Linked DNA regions of Homo sapiens: region 1 is linked to region 2. Evidence: read pairs that join two places in POLR2A ChIA-PET (ENCODE). Cell type or tissue: B cell. All regions are shown on one strand. Each heading gives the region's core, and the rest is flanking DNA. Links, peaks and the distances in the headings are about the cores only.

The links. Peaks named below come from ENCODE experiments on the same cell type or tissue, not always from the same donor. Only the 100,000 strongest peaks of a DNase experiment are listed, where the experiment ranks them.
Region 1: POLR2A ChIA-PET joins it to region 2 with 7 read pairs; 1 of 35 experiments calls an interaction of 5 or more read pairs at or near these places.

What each region holds. Positions count from the first base shown.
Region 1 is chr9:36,905,573-36,912,852 of GRCh38, forward strand. The region is part of intron 7 of PAX5 (paired box 5); the gene reads right to left. Among named protein-coding and RNA genes, the nearest start is that of MIR4476, 16 kb to the left of the region's middle. In B cell, for the core only: no CTCF peak of the experiment used is centred there; no DNase peak of the experiment used is centred there; H3K27ac peaks cover 1,660 bases.
Region 2 is chr9:37,396,174-37,403,453 of GRCh38, forward strand. LOC124902153 (a long non-coding RNA gene) reads left to right here. Exons shown (of 3, transcript XR_007061478.1): 3 at 1-239. Among named protein-coding and RNA genes, the nearest start is that of LINC01627, 5.0 kb to the left of the region's middle. RefSeq lists enhancers at 2,788-2,847, 6,916-7,085. In B cell, for the core only: no CTCF peak of the experiment used is centred there; a DNase peak (open chromatin) is centred at 2,808.

The DNA of each region.
Region 1 (7,280 bases), core at 1,363-6,362, 490 kb before region 2:
AGGCTTGGAGTCAGGGACTCCGCATGGCTGAGTTGAAAGATGGCAAAAAGACGGGCCTGGATAAAGGTTCCACTGGGCAGCTTCATAGATAGGCAGATAGAGGGCAGTGGATCAACCAGGCTGAGAAAGGAGGATAGGAGAGGGAAAAAAAAGACCCACTCTGCAAGGACAAAGGCTGAGTTCCACATGGAGGAAAGAGCACTAGAATAGGAGTCAAGGGATATGGGCTCCAGAGGTGTCTGACTTTGGGAGAACTTGAGTTCTCAGTCTCAGCCTCCCCATCTGTTCAATGATGGAATTGCACCTGGTGATCCCTAGGGTTTATCCAGCACCTATATTCCAAAGTCTCTTGACTCTAGGGAGGGCACAAATTATCTCAACACTGGGGCAGATGGAGGAGACAGAGTGAGAACCAGCCAGTGCTCACAGAGAGAGTGGAGAAAGAACAGGCAGAAACGGAGCAAAAGAGGTGCCCAGTGCCCTCACAGATGATGGGTCATCCAGGGGAACTACAGGACACACGGTGCTCAAGGAGGCTTTTATATTTGGCCCTGGAGATGTGGTAGACAGAAGAATAATCCACCCCCCACCCCAGGATGTCTACATCCTAATTCCCAGAACCTGTGACTATGTGACCTTACATGGCAAAAGGGACTTTGCAGATGTGATTAAATTGAGGTATTTGCGATGTGGAGAGCGTGTGGATCACCCAGGTGAGCCCAATGTAACCACAAGAGATTTTAGAAACAGGGGCAAGGGGGTCAGAGTCACAGACAGAAGATGTGGCAGCAGAAGCAGAGGCCAAGGAGGAGAGAAGATGCTACTCTGCTGGCTTTGAAGATGGAGGAAGGGGCCATGAGCCAAGGAATTTGTGTGTCCTCTAGAAGCTGGAAAAGGCAAGGAAACGAATTTTACCCCAGGGCTTCCAGAAGGAACACAGCCCACCACTCTTTGATTTTAGGACTTCTGACCTCCAGAACTTTACAATAATACATTTGCATTGTTTTAGCCCCTGGGATTGGGGTAATTTGTTACAGCCGCAACTGGAAACTGCAGGAGGTCAATGGAACATCCAAGACAGGCAGCCGTCAGGCCTGCTCCACGCTGGACAGATCCCCCCGCAAGCTCTCCCACCAGCCCCTCTGCTGGGGACCCCTAAGTCTGACTCCCTGACTCAGGTTGTTTTCCCGAGCTCCAGATTTTCAAAGCCGCATGTAAGAAGCCCAGGCAGGGCTTTTAGTGCTTTGCAAGTTATCCACTCACTTCATCTACATAGTGAGTTCTATCCCCATTTTATAGATGAGGAGACTGAGGTGTGCACACATACATACACACATGTTGAGAAACCGAGGTCACCAATTCATAAGTGGCAGAGCTGGGATTCAAAGCCAGGCAGTCTGATCCAGCATCTGCACACAGGACTGCACGTTTGATCAGTTTCCCAGACCCCAGTGGGCGCCAGCCTCTCTGTGCTACAGTGAGCGGAAAAGGGCTCTGCTTGAGGGGCTTGGTACCAAGGGAAGCAGGACCGTAGAGGAGTTAGGAGAAAACCATACCTCCAGTTACAAGCTGTGTGAACTCACAGGTTTCTTTAACTATTACTTGGGACCAAAATAGTGCCTGTGTTTTAAAGAGTAGAAGATTAAATGAACCAAAGTACATAACAAATGCTTATTATTAAACATTAGCTATCATTGTTATTATCTCCTGAGGCAGCCTATTCAGCTTTCAGAGAGTTCAAACTGCTCAGAAGTGCTTCTTCTCACTAAACTAAAGCTTCCTCCCCGTGGCTTCCCCTTGTCCTCCTGGCAGCCTCCCTCCCCGCATAGCATGGGGGAGGCCATAGCCAGGCTCCAAGTCAGCTGTCTCTATGCCAACAGCCCTGGGCCTCCTGTGGATGCCAAGGTGCCCTGTCCTCTGCCCTTCTTGGGCCTGTTCACCTCTGTCTGAAGCCCCGTGTATCAAATACTGAGAGAGATTCGCCCCCTAGCCCTGAGGATCGGGGCTGTTCAGCCACACTGCTAGGGAAAAAGTCCATGCTGGTTCGTCCAGTTCATCAGACAGGGTGGAAGCTCTTTACTTACCGACAGCTAGGGTGTCCTTAAAACATGAATAACCTTAAAAAAATTAAACAACAATGCAGAGAGTTTGAACCCATTTATAGGAAATAAACTGTATGTGTACATCCTGACATGTTTCTTTATGCACAGCAAAGGTTCTGGAAGAACACATACCAAATCGCCAACTCTGATGACATCTACAGAATGGATTAGGAATAGACTGAGGAGACGTGGGGACAGATTGCTGTACATACTTCTGTGCCATTTGAATTTATTTTACAGTGAACATGTATTACTTTGCAATTAAAAAGGAATTATTCACTTTGGGAGGTCAAGGTGGGAGGATTGCTCGAGCCCAGGAGTTTGAGACCAGCTTGGGCAACATGGCAAAACGCTGTCTCTACAAAAAATACAAAAATTAGCCAGCATAGTGGCGTGCACCTGTAGTCCCAGCTACTTGAAAGGCTGAGGTGGGAGGATCCCTTGAGGCTGGGAGGACAAGGGTACAGTGAGCCATGATCACACCGCTGCACTCCAGCCTGGGCCACAGGGTAAGACCCTGTTTCAAAAAAAAAAAAAGAAGACTTTTTTTTTTTTAAGAGAATGGTGAGAGATTAAACCAAAGAGAAGCCAAGAGTGGATGGCTTCCCTGGAGCAGCTTAGATGTTGCTTCCCCATAAAACCTTCCCCAGACCCCACAGAGAGAAGCAACTGTCCCTTCCTTCATGCTGTCAAAAGCACTTGGCTTCTCCCACAATATTTCTCTTTCTTTTTCATTTTTGTTTTGTTTTGCTTTGCTGCATACATGTATCCATGTTTGCCTCCCCCATCAGACTGTGAGTTGGCTGAGGGCAGGAATTCTAAAACCCTCAGGACTTAGACTAGGCTGATGTCTGACATGAAGGAGGAGTTCAGTTTTAATGGAGAGATGAGTGAATGGGTGATGAATGGCAGAAGCTCTGCAAATTGCCCAGGTGCTATCCTTTGCACTTTTTCTCCTCCAGACAATGACAAGGCAGTGGGGATCTCTGACCACAAGAACAAGCTAATGAAATCGCTATTTTAGGAAGATGGATCACAGCAGGGTGGGCTGGATGCTGGAGGCCCAGAGACCTGCTTGAAGGCTCTTTGGAAGGGTCGGCTCCCAAGCCACTCACAGGTATAAAAATCTATGAGACCATTAGCAGAAGGGCTGTCCAGCTTCATTTATTTTTTATCCTATAAATATAAGGTCAGAAACAACTGGAGTACTTTCCACTGAAATTATTTTTTTAATTGATGCTACACTTTACACAAATATTAATTCATTTTATTCAACAAATATTTCTTGGGAACATTGTGCTAACCTGAAAGCAAATCATATTTTTCTTCTACGTGCATTTTAATTACGAAGATGCTTGAGTTTCATTTCGGCTTTAAAATGATCGGACCTCTGGCACCTCTGAACCTCTGAGTAGCCTTCCAAACACTAAGATTCCAAAATTCTAGGTTTCTAGGAATCCAAGAATCTATAATTGTGAGTCTATTTACCAGTGAAAAAGCAAATACTTCAAATTTCAATAGAATTCACCCCCAAATCGTTCTGGAATGCAAATAGCCCTGCATCTCTGGGGAGAGTCCAATTTGGATATGGAGTTTTCACTCTGCAGCCACTGCTACTGCAAAGGGCCCACAACATTGAGTCTGGAGAGAGCGGATGTCATTGCACTGGGATGAAACGCTGTGTTGCTGCACATTCTTGAGAACTTTGCACTCGCTATTCCAGGCCCTTCCCAGCGGGTGGTTTGCACACTGAGCTGATACTGGGGAAAGCCATCCCAGGCAGGTAGAATAGCTTGAGCAGAGGCCTGAAGTCAGGGACAGGTAAGGCTGGCTGGAGAGCCTGTGGGCTGCCCTTCCTGGCTTGAGAGAGGGGTTTCTGTTGGGCAGGAATGAAGGTAAGAGGACACAGGAAGGATGGGGTGACTGGGTTAGAACAGGGTTGAAAACCCAATGCCCACAGGGGCCAGCAGGTAAGGTAAGTGGATGAAGCTGCCAGGTGGGGTGTGGGGTAAACAGGAGCCTGCTGCTTTAGCTACAGGGGGCAACCACTTCTCAACTCTCCCCAAGTGTGGCCACTTGGGAATGTAGACCCAAGGTGGCCGAGTCTTACTTTTTTTCCAAGAGAAGCTAGACATTTTAATTTTTTTTTTTTTTTTTTTTTTTTAGATATAGGGTTTCGATCCTTTGCCCAGGCTGGAGTGCAGTGGCACGATCATGGCTCACTGCAGCCTTGACCTCCTGGGCTCAGGTGATCCTCCTGCCCCAGCCTCCCAAGCAGCTGGGACTATGGGCACGCACCACCACATCCAGCTAATTTTTGTAGATTTTTGTAGAGACGGGGTTTCACCATGTTGCTCAGGCTGGTCTTGAACTCTTCAGCTCAAGCAATCCACCCTCTTAATGTTAAATCTCCTGATTTTTAAGGCACTTTTAAATTTAACTTTTTGATAGCCGATATGTTGATAAGGTTCAAAAAATCAAAATGTAAACACCGCTCAGTAAAAAGTGTTCTCCCCACACCCTCTGCCTAAACATGGTTAAGTCCTGAGTACCCTTCCAGAGTTTCTTTAATTCTCACAAACATAAATATGCATTCCCATTGTCCCTTTTTTACGCAAAGGCAGCATGCTGTATACACTATTCTTTACCTTGCTTTTTTCATAAATAATATATCTCAAAGATACATTATTTACATCCCCTATGAGGATATAAAGAGCTTCCTCGTTCTTTCCCACTCCATTGTGTGGATGAGCTATTCTGTATATAACAAGGTCTCCACGGATGGACATTGGGGTGTATCTCCTCTGGTTGTTAAAATGTTAGGACTAATTTTTTTTTAAGTTTAAAAAACTCTATGCAAATCAAAGCACCTTTGGGCTGGACCTCGGGGGCACACGCCAGGCTAAGGGGTGTGTTGGGCAGTGCCTGGTCTATGAGTTCAAAGCATAGATGCCCGCCTGGACTTTGTAGATACCTCAGCTTCTGGCCTGACAGTGGGAAAGGAAATCACTTCAACTGAGAACAGCTTTGGGTAAATACCGCTGGAAGAGACTTCGCCTTTGAGGTAGTGAAATCCCCAATACCAGAGGTGACCAAGCCCTGATGTGGAACTGACCCCGCGCTGTGTGAAGAGTCAGGCCGCCGGACCTCTATGCTTTCCTCTAACTCCAAGAGCCCTCGAAGCCTGATTTATGGGCTGAGCCTGGCTGGCAGCAGAGAAACAACTGAGAAACCTGCCTCATCCTTTAGGATATGCATGTCATTCATTCATTCGTTCATTCATTTGTACATTTAAAAGGCTGAAGCTGTAATTTCTGCCAGAATGCCTTTCCCCGAGCTCCCCACAAAGCTTCTCAACATTTAGATCTCAGATCAAACACCACCATTTTACAGAGATCCCCCCAGCTGGGCACCACTCCCTGAGTCTCTCTCTTCTCTCCCACTTATTTTCTTCAGAGCACATGCCCTGGTAAAATTACATTGCAAATTTATTCTGTGTTTACTGTAAATTGCCTGGTTCTGCCCCACAAGTAAGCCCAGTGAGGGCAGGGACTGTCCACCAGGGGCACCATGGTACTCCCGGCCTGGCACAGAGCGAGAGCCCAATAAGCTGTAACTACTGATATTATCTCCTTTCCAATGCACAAAACAACTTTTTTTTTTTTTGAGATCGGGGGGGTCTCCCTATGTTGCCCAGGCTAGTCTCGAACTCCTGGGCTCAAGTGGTCCTCCCGCCTTGACCTCCGGAAGTGCTGGAATTACAGGCATGAGCCACACGCCCGGCCCACAGAACAACTCTGATAGCCAGCCCAGCATCTTCCATGGAATTCCGAGGACGGCCCCGTGGCCGACACTCAGTTGCAGGGTATCATCCTGCACTGTAGCTCTTGTTGTAATTTTTTACAGCGCCTTTTGGCAGCCTGGATACATAAGGTGTTCTTGTATTTTTGCTTTCATTATTCATTATGATTTCACTCTGAGAGAAGAGGTATTTCACTGCATCTCATGAGCCTCAAAAAGGCTCATAAAAATGGGTCAAAGGAGGCATGCCCCATGGAAAAATGAACAAATCGCTGTTCAGAGCTGCCTGGCACCCCGCCAGAGGGGATTGTGACAGAGGAGGCAGAACATATTTCCTGAGGAGGAAAACCCCAAAGCCACTCAGCCCAGCAGAGGGTCTCCACCACGCAGCCGAAACCAGCCTGGGCTCCCCAGCCCTTGAGACGCCCCAGGTCTGGAGTCCGTGGGTTCACAGGCTGAAAGCAACCCCATGCAGTGTTTACTGTTTCCCCAAAATCCCCAAACACACAGTGGATGTCCCTGCTTCCAATGATAGACACTGGGACTCTAAACAAGTGGAAAAAATTCAGAGCTCTCCACCCCTGCCCTTCAGCCAGACATCCTGACGGGGTCTCCAAGACTCCACCACCTTCTGAGGATTTCTGCGGGATCAGGACCCTTCGGAGAGCATCCCCACGTAGAGAGCTGTCGCTGGGCAAATGTCTCTTTGTCTTATGCCCCCAGGGCAGAGATAAGGGACTCTGGACAAGAGCCCAGACACATAGTAATAACTACCATTTATGGGGTGTTTACCACCTGCCAAGCACTGTGCTAAGCACTCTGCAAGGTCCGCTCATATAATCCTTGCCAGAAGCTGTGAGAAAACTCTAGTGCTGGCCCATTTTACAGATGGGAAACTTGGGCCCAGAAATTAGTAACTTGCCTGAGATCACCCAGCTAGAATACGGTGAAGTGGGCTTCCAGCTCTGGTAATCTGGCTTCCCTGCTGACATTCTCAACTGCACACTGAAAGAGACGCCTTCAGGAAATTTGAACTGGGATTTTTTTAGTCCATTTCATCATATAATGGCAGTAGGCTGTGGAAGCCAGGGCCCTGGGGGAGCTAGAACTGGGGCTCCAGCTCTCACTCACTAAATGTGGCCTTGAGCAGGTCACTTCCCTCTCTTGTCCTCAGCCTCCCCAGCTGTGAAGTGAGTAGTGGGACCACAGGATCCTCCCACCCTACCCAGGTATGGTCAGAACGTCTGCTCTGAGGAAGGCTGGGACTCGCCAAAGCTGGATCCCAAACTCCTCCAAGCCTCCTTCTCCACAACTGCCCACATACACTCAGACACCCCTTCGGTGGCTCTTAATCCCCCTCCTCCCACTGGCTCATTT
Region 2 (7,280 bases), core at 897-5,896:
GGAGGAAGCGTGGACATCTTCCATTCCATGGATCTGCTTAGCATTTGACAGGTGAGGCCCAAAGAGAAGGCATGGGCCAGGACCCCTTAGGGCAGCTGGGGGCACACCAGGAATTCTGGAGTCAGGGCTCTATGCCCTCCATGCCCAGTGGGCACCGTTCTCTAGGTGGTGCCCCAGCCCGGTAACTACAAAACCTCAGAGCATTTTTTTCTAATTGTGGTAAAATACACATAACAAAAAATCTACATCTTAACCTTCATTTTTTTTTTTTTTTTTTTGAGATGAAATTTTGCTCTTGTTGCCCAGGCTGGAGTGCAATGACACGATCTCGGTTCACTGCAACCTCTGCCTCCTGGGTTCAAGAGATTCTCCTGCCTCAGCCTCCCAAATAGCTGGGATTACAGGCACTCGCCACCGCTCACTGCTAATTTTTTGTATTTTTAGTAGAGACGGGATTTCACCATGTTGGCCAGGCTGGTCGCAAATTCCCGACCTCAGGTAATCCACCTGCCTTGGTCTCCCAAAGTGCTGGGATTACAGGCGTGAGCCACTGCACCTGGCCACATGGGAAATATTTATGATATTAAGTATAAAAAGCCGATTGTGGCTGGGCACGGTGGCTCACGCCTGTAATCCCGGCACTTTGGGAGGCCAAGGCAGGTGGATCACGAGGTCAGGAGTTCAAGACCAGCCTGGCCAACATGGTGAAACCCTGTCTCTACTAAAGATACAAAAAAATTAGCTGGGCATCGGGGTGCATGCCTGTAATCCCAGCTACTTGGGAGGCTGAGGCAGGAGAATCGCTTGATTCCGGGAGGTGGAAGTTGCAGTGAGCCAAAATCGTGCCACCGCACTCCAGCCTAGGTGACAGAGCTAGACTGTCTCCAAAAAAAAAAAAAGCAGATTGCGTAGCCAGGTGTGGTAGCACACACCTGTAATCCCAGCACTTTGAGAGGCCAAGGTGGGAGGATCACTTGAGGCCAGGAGTTCAAGACCAGCCTGGGCAACATAGCAAGACTTGATATCTACAAAATATTTAAAAATTAGCCAGGTATAATGGCACATGTCTATAGTCCCAGCTACTCTGGAGACTGAGGCAGGAGGATCACTTAGCCCAGAAGTCTTATGCTGCAGTGAGCCGTGATCGCACTACTGCACTCCAGCCTGGGTGACAGAATAAGACCTTGTCTCTAAAAAATAATAATAATAATTAATTAAATTTTGTAAAAAGCAGGTTGCAAGTTGGTATATATAGAGAATGGCTCCCACTTACATGAGTAAATATGTAAATGTCAGTGGGTATTTGCAAGGATATTTACCACAATTTGACCAATGGTTATTCCTGAGTAGTAGAATTATGGATGGCTTTTTCTATTTTCTTTTTTTAATGAAAAATGAATAAAATAAAAGTTGTCCTGCTAGGGCTACCATAACAAAATACCACAGACTGGACTGGGTGGCTTAAACAATAGAAATTTATTTTCTCACAGTTCTGGAGTCTGGAAGTCCAAGTTCAAGATGCTGGCAGGCTTAGTTCTTCTGAGGCCTCTCTCCTTGGCCTGCCGACAGCCACCTTCTTGCTATGTCTTCCCACGGCCTTTGCCCTGTGCACACGTGTCCCTGGTGTCTTTCTTCTTTTAAGGACATCAGTCATATTGCGTGAGGGTCCCACCCTTGTGACCTCATTTTACCTTAATTACCTCCTTAAAGACCTTGTTTCCATATACAGTCACATTGGGGTTTAGGGCTTCAACCTATGAATTTTGGGGAAACACAATTTAGTCTATAACAAAAGTTAGTTTGAAAAGAAAAAGAAAGTAGGCCGGGCATGGTGGCTCATGCCTGTAATCCCAGGAATTTGGGAGGCCAAGGCGGGCTGATCACTTGAGGTCAGGAGTTCAAGACCATCCTGGCCAACATAGTGAAACCCCATCTCTACTAAATAAATAAATAAATAAATAAATAAATAAATAAATAAATAAATAAATAAATTAGCCAGGCATGGTGGTGAGTACCTGTAGTCCCAGCTACTCAAGAGGCTGAGGCATGAGAATTGCTTGAACCAAGGGGGTGGAGGTTGCTGTGAGCTGAGATGGTACCACTGCACTCCAGCTTGGGCGACAGAGCAAGACTCTGTCTTAAAAAAAGTAAAGCTTGTTAAAGCAGTGCTCTTACAAAAGGACACACACAGTTCTTAGGATGAATTTTGTCAGTTTCACCCAACAGTTAATTTCTGTGCTATGCAACCTTTCCCAGAGCTTAGAAAAAAGTTAAAAATTTTCCAATTAATTTTACACACTTTGCATAACTCCAATACTAAGACTTGATTTTTAAAAGAGCACAAGATAAAGTGTATCTATCTAAAATCAAGAATCAACATCATACTAATGATAAAACACTAAACCCCGTCTAGAGGAGTTTGGATTAGAGTCAGAATGAAGACAAGGGTGTCAGTTAGGTATCAGCAATGCTAGCTGCTGTGAGGAACATAACTCCAAACCTCAATGGCTGAACACAATGGAAGTAAATTACTTGTTTACACAAAGAGCAGTGAGAATCCCTGGTTAGCCAGCTGCCTCCCATGTGGCCATTCAGGGACCTCCACTGCTTGTGCCATCCCCCAGAGCCACTGCCAGCTCCTCTGACGGCAAACAGGAAGAAAGACAGTAGAGGATCTTGTGGGAGGTTTTATGGGCCAACCGGGCAAGGCACCTGTATCACCTCCACCCACAGTCCAGTGGCTAGAACCTGGTCACGCGGCCACTCCTAACTGCAAGGGAGGCTGAGAAATGTTACCTCCTTCCGTGCCCAGCAGGAAAAAGAAACAGGTGACGTTGCAGCATTTCTTGCAGAATACCCCACTGTCGTCTCTGGGACTTTTGTTGACAAATCACTGATGTTTTCTGCACATCCTGATTTGCAGCAGGCAGTGACTACTACCTGAGCACCATCCCAGTTTCAGAGATTAAAAATGTGAAAAACTTGGAGTTGATGAAATACTCGATAGGAATAGTAGGTGAAGCTGTAGGAGATGCTGCGCTTGTAAAAGGCCCACGGATGAGCCAGGGCTTTCCGGGCATAACCCCAAGGCCAAAAACATAAGTGATAGACTAACTATATAAAAACAAAAAAATCCCTTATATCAAAAAAGAACATTGAAAGGAGAAGGGCCCACTGTGGGGGAAATATTTGCAATGTGTGATAGAGAATGAGCAGGCTTGCTATTTAAAGAGCCCTTACAAATCAAGAGTGAAAAAGGTGAAGAAAATGGACAAATAACAGTAACAGGAAATTAATAAAAGAAGAACTAAAAATGGTTAAATATGTTAACTATGTAAAACTATTTAGTAGTCAAAGAAGCACAAATTAAAACTACCATGTAATACCACGTTTTACCATCAGATTGGCAGAGATGTGAAAATTGATAATGGTGTTTGCAAAGACTGGCAAGTAAAGGCTATTAACCCTCTGGAAAGGGAAAGATGGGTGCCCTGTTTACCACTGTGGGTGATACGGTCTTGAAAACACTTATGCCTGTTGACCCAGCAGTCCCACCTCTGGAATTTATCCTAAGGAAACAAATGAAGAGATGTGAAAGACATATGTTCAAGGCTGCTAATCTCAGGGGAGCTTTTAAATTTAACTTTAATTTGTATCAAGTTATACATGCACATGATTTCAAAGGTCAAAAAATTCTACAAGATTTGTTACAAAAATCAGCAATTCCCTGAAGCCACTCCCCCAGTCATGGCCCTGCTCTGCTTTTTCAGTCCCAGAGATACTTTTTTTTTTTTTTTCTTTTTTGAGACAGGGTCTCACTCTGTCTCCCAGGCTGGAGTGCAGTGGCATGATCTCGGCTCACTGTAGCTTCGACCTCCAGGGTACAAGTGATTTTCCCTTCTCAGCCTCCTGAGTAGTGGGAACCACAGGCATGTGCCACCATGCCCAGCTAACTTTTATCATTTATCCTAGACAGGGGTCTCCCTGTGTTGCCCAAGCTGGTCTTGAACTCCTAGGCTCAAGCAGTCCTCCTGCCTTGGCCTCCCAAACTGTTGGGATTGCAAGCATGAGCCACCATACACAGCCTCAGAGATACTATTTCAATCCTTTAAGTATTTAGTGTATTTTCTCTAAATACCATGCTTATATTGCTACTTCTTGATTTTTCAGGTTTATACATTATATAGTGATTTTTCATTATGGAAGGGGAGAATTTGGCTCTCATCAATCACTCACTCACAATACCCCCCACCCTGGAACAAAACGCATATTAATACATGTATTCCCACCCCCCACAGCCTCCCAATATAGTTATTTGTCATTCTGATCAGATCAATATTCGTTATTTGCTTTATTCTGACTGCAAATCTGTTTTCAAGATTTTCAGAGTTAATAATTGTCTTGCTTTTTTTTTTTTTTTTTTTTGAGACAGAATCTCTCTCTGTCCCCCAGACGGGAGTTTAATGGCACAGTCTTGGCTCACTGAAGCCTCCACCTCCCAAGTTCAAGTGATTCTCCTATCTCAGCCTCCTGAGTAGCTGGGACTACAGGCACGCGCCACCAAGCCCAGCTAATTTTTGTACTTTCAGTAGAGATGGGGTTTTGCCATGTTGGCCACACTGGTCTCAAACTCCTGACCTCAGATGATCCACAGCCTCAGCCTCCCAGAGTGCTGGAATTACAGGTGCGAGCCACTCTACCCGGCCCAATTGTCTCGTTTTTACCATTGGCTTGGTTTACTAATTTTCGTCACTAATTTAACTACAAACTCTTTCTTTCAGAATTTTGAACATATTCCTCCATCATGTTCCGGTTCCCACTGACGCTGTTAAAGAATCCAGTGCCATTCGGATCCATGATCCTTTGTATGAAATCCACTTTTTCTCTGCAAACTTGTAGGATATTTTCTTCATGCCAGATACTTGTGTTCTTCAATTCTGGGTTTTTGAAAACAAAATATTTTTAAAATTACTTTCTTCTTTCTTTTTTTTTAGGACAGAGTCTCACTCCGTCGCCCAGGCTAGAGTGCAGTGGTGTGATCCCAGCTCATTGCAGCCTCAAACCCCTAGGCTCAAGTGATTCTCCCACCTCAGCCCCCCAGGTAGCTAGGACTACAGGTGTGTGCCACCAGTCCTGGCTAATTTTTTAATTTTTTTTTTGAAAACACTTATGCCTATTGACCCAGCAGGTGTGTGCCGCTATGCGTGGCTCATTTTTTATTTTATTTTATTTTATTTTATTTATTTTTGCAGAAGCCATTGATACCATCTAGCTAAGCTAGGTTGAAGATACTTTGGACTCGACAATTCTATATTAGGATACATGCCCTAGAACATCTCTCCCGTGCATGCACAAAAAGATATTGATGCCTGTAATCCCAGTGCTTTGGGAGGCCAAGGCAGAACGATCACTTGAGGTAAGAAGTTTGAGACCAGCCTGGGCAACATAACAAGACACTGTTTTTACAAAAAAAAATTAAAAATGAGCCAGGCATAGAGGCATGCACCTGTAGTCTTGGCACTCAGGAGGCTGAGGTGGAAGGATAACATGAGCCCAAGAGTTTGAAGTTACAGTAACTATGATCATGCTGCTGTATTCCAGCCTGGGTGACAGAACAAGACACTGACTTAAAAAAAAAAAAAAAAAAGACATTTACAAGAATGCTATGGCAACGTTGTTTATAAGGACAAATACAAGAGAAAGATATAATAAATACTTATTGACAGGGGAATGAATAAAGATGGCACAGTTATACAAAACATATACAATATTGAGTAAATACACAAGACATATAAGGATGCCATGACATACACAAGACATACACAGCCAGCCATGGTGGCTCACACCTGTAATCCCAGCACTTTGGAAGGCTGAGGCAAGAGGATCACTTGAGCTCAGGAGTTCAAGACCAGCCTGAGCAACATCACAAGACCTTGTCTCTACTTAAAAAAAAAAAAAAAAAAAAAAAAATTGGCCGGGCGCGGTGGCTTACGCCTGTAATCCCAGCACTTTGGGAGGCCAAGGCGGGAGGATCACAAGGTCAGGAGATCGAGACCATCCTGGATAAAATGGTGAAACCCCATCTCTACCAAAAAAAAAAAAAAAACAAAAAAATTAGCTGGGCGTGGTGGCAGGCGCCTATAGTCCCAGCTACTCGGGAGGCTGAGGCAGGAGACTGGCGTGAACCCGGGAGTCGGAGCTTGCAGTGAGTGGAGATTACACCACTGCACCCCAGCCTGGGCAACAGAGCGAGACTCCGTCTCAAAAAAAAAAAAAAATTAACTAGGCTTGGTGGTGTGCACCTGTAGTCCTGGCCACTCAGGAGGCTGAGATGGGAGGTTTGCTTGAGCCTGAGGAATTTGAGGCTGCAGCAAGCTATGATTGCACCACTGCGCTCTAGCCTGCGGGACAGAGCAAGACCCCATCTCAAAAAAGAAGAAAGGGGAAAAAATTGCAATCCTACTTAAAATTGCAATATTCCACCACCCCTGCCTCTCCAGCTTCCCTTATTTTTTCCCTCTGTACTTCTCACGTTGTAACATATTAATAATGTATCTCAGTTTCATACCTTTTGTTTATGGTTTGGCTCACCCCACCAGAATGTGTGTCCCATGAGAGCAGTAATCCTCTCTGTTGTTTACGGATGTTCCCAGGGCTTAGGTTGGTGCCTCACATACAGTAGGTTCTCAATATGTATATGTTTGTGAGTTTATGAATGAATAAAAGACAGAAACCGCTACTGAAAGTTTAAAACCATGCAAAGCAATACCACTTATCATTTATGGATAAACACGCAGTTCAGGTTTGGGTTACCCCTGGTGACAGAGGTGGGGAACAGGATCAGGAAGGGACACCCAAGAGTCTTCCAGTGTCCCCGTAAGATTTATTTCCTAAGCAGGGCAATAGAGATGGAAATGTTTGTTATATTATTATCAACAAGTTTTGCATGGCAGAGAAATTCTACAGCTTGAAAAAAAAGAAAAAAAAAAGGAACAGCCAGCACCTGCAGCAGGTGTTAGAGTTTCCCAGGGTTTTTCCACATGACCTCATGGGACAGGGGTGCACAGGGGGCTTCCTGTAAACCCAGCTCAGAGCCAGGTGGGGCCTGGGACTGGGGGTTCTTCCAGAGCTCCCTAACAGGGGGGAAATCCCAGTCAGATCAAGAGAGGAAGGGGCAGCCTAGGAGGCCACCTCTTCTGGGTGAGATGGGGAGAGTGGGCCAGAATGAAGCTTGATCTTACACTGTCTTAGTAACAGCCCAACAAGTTCTAGCCCGTTGC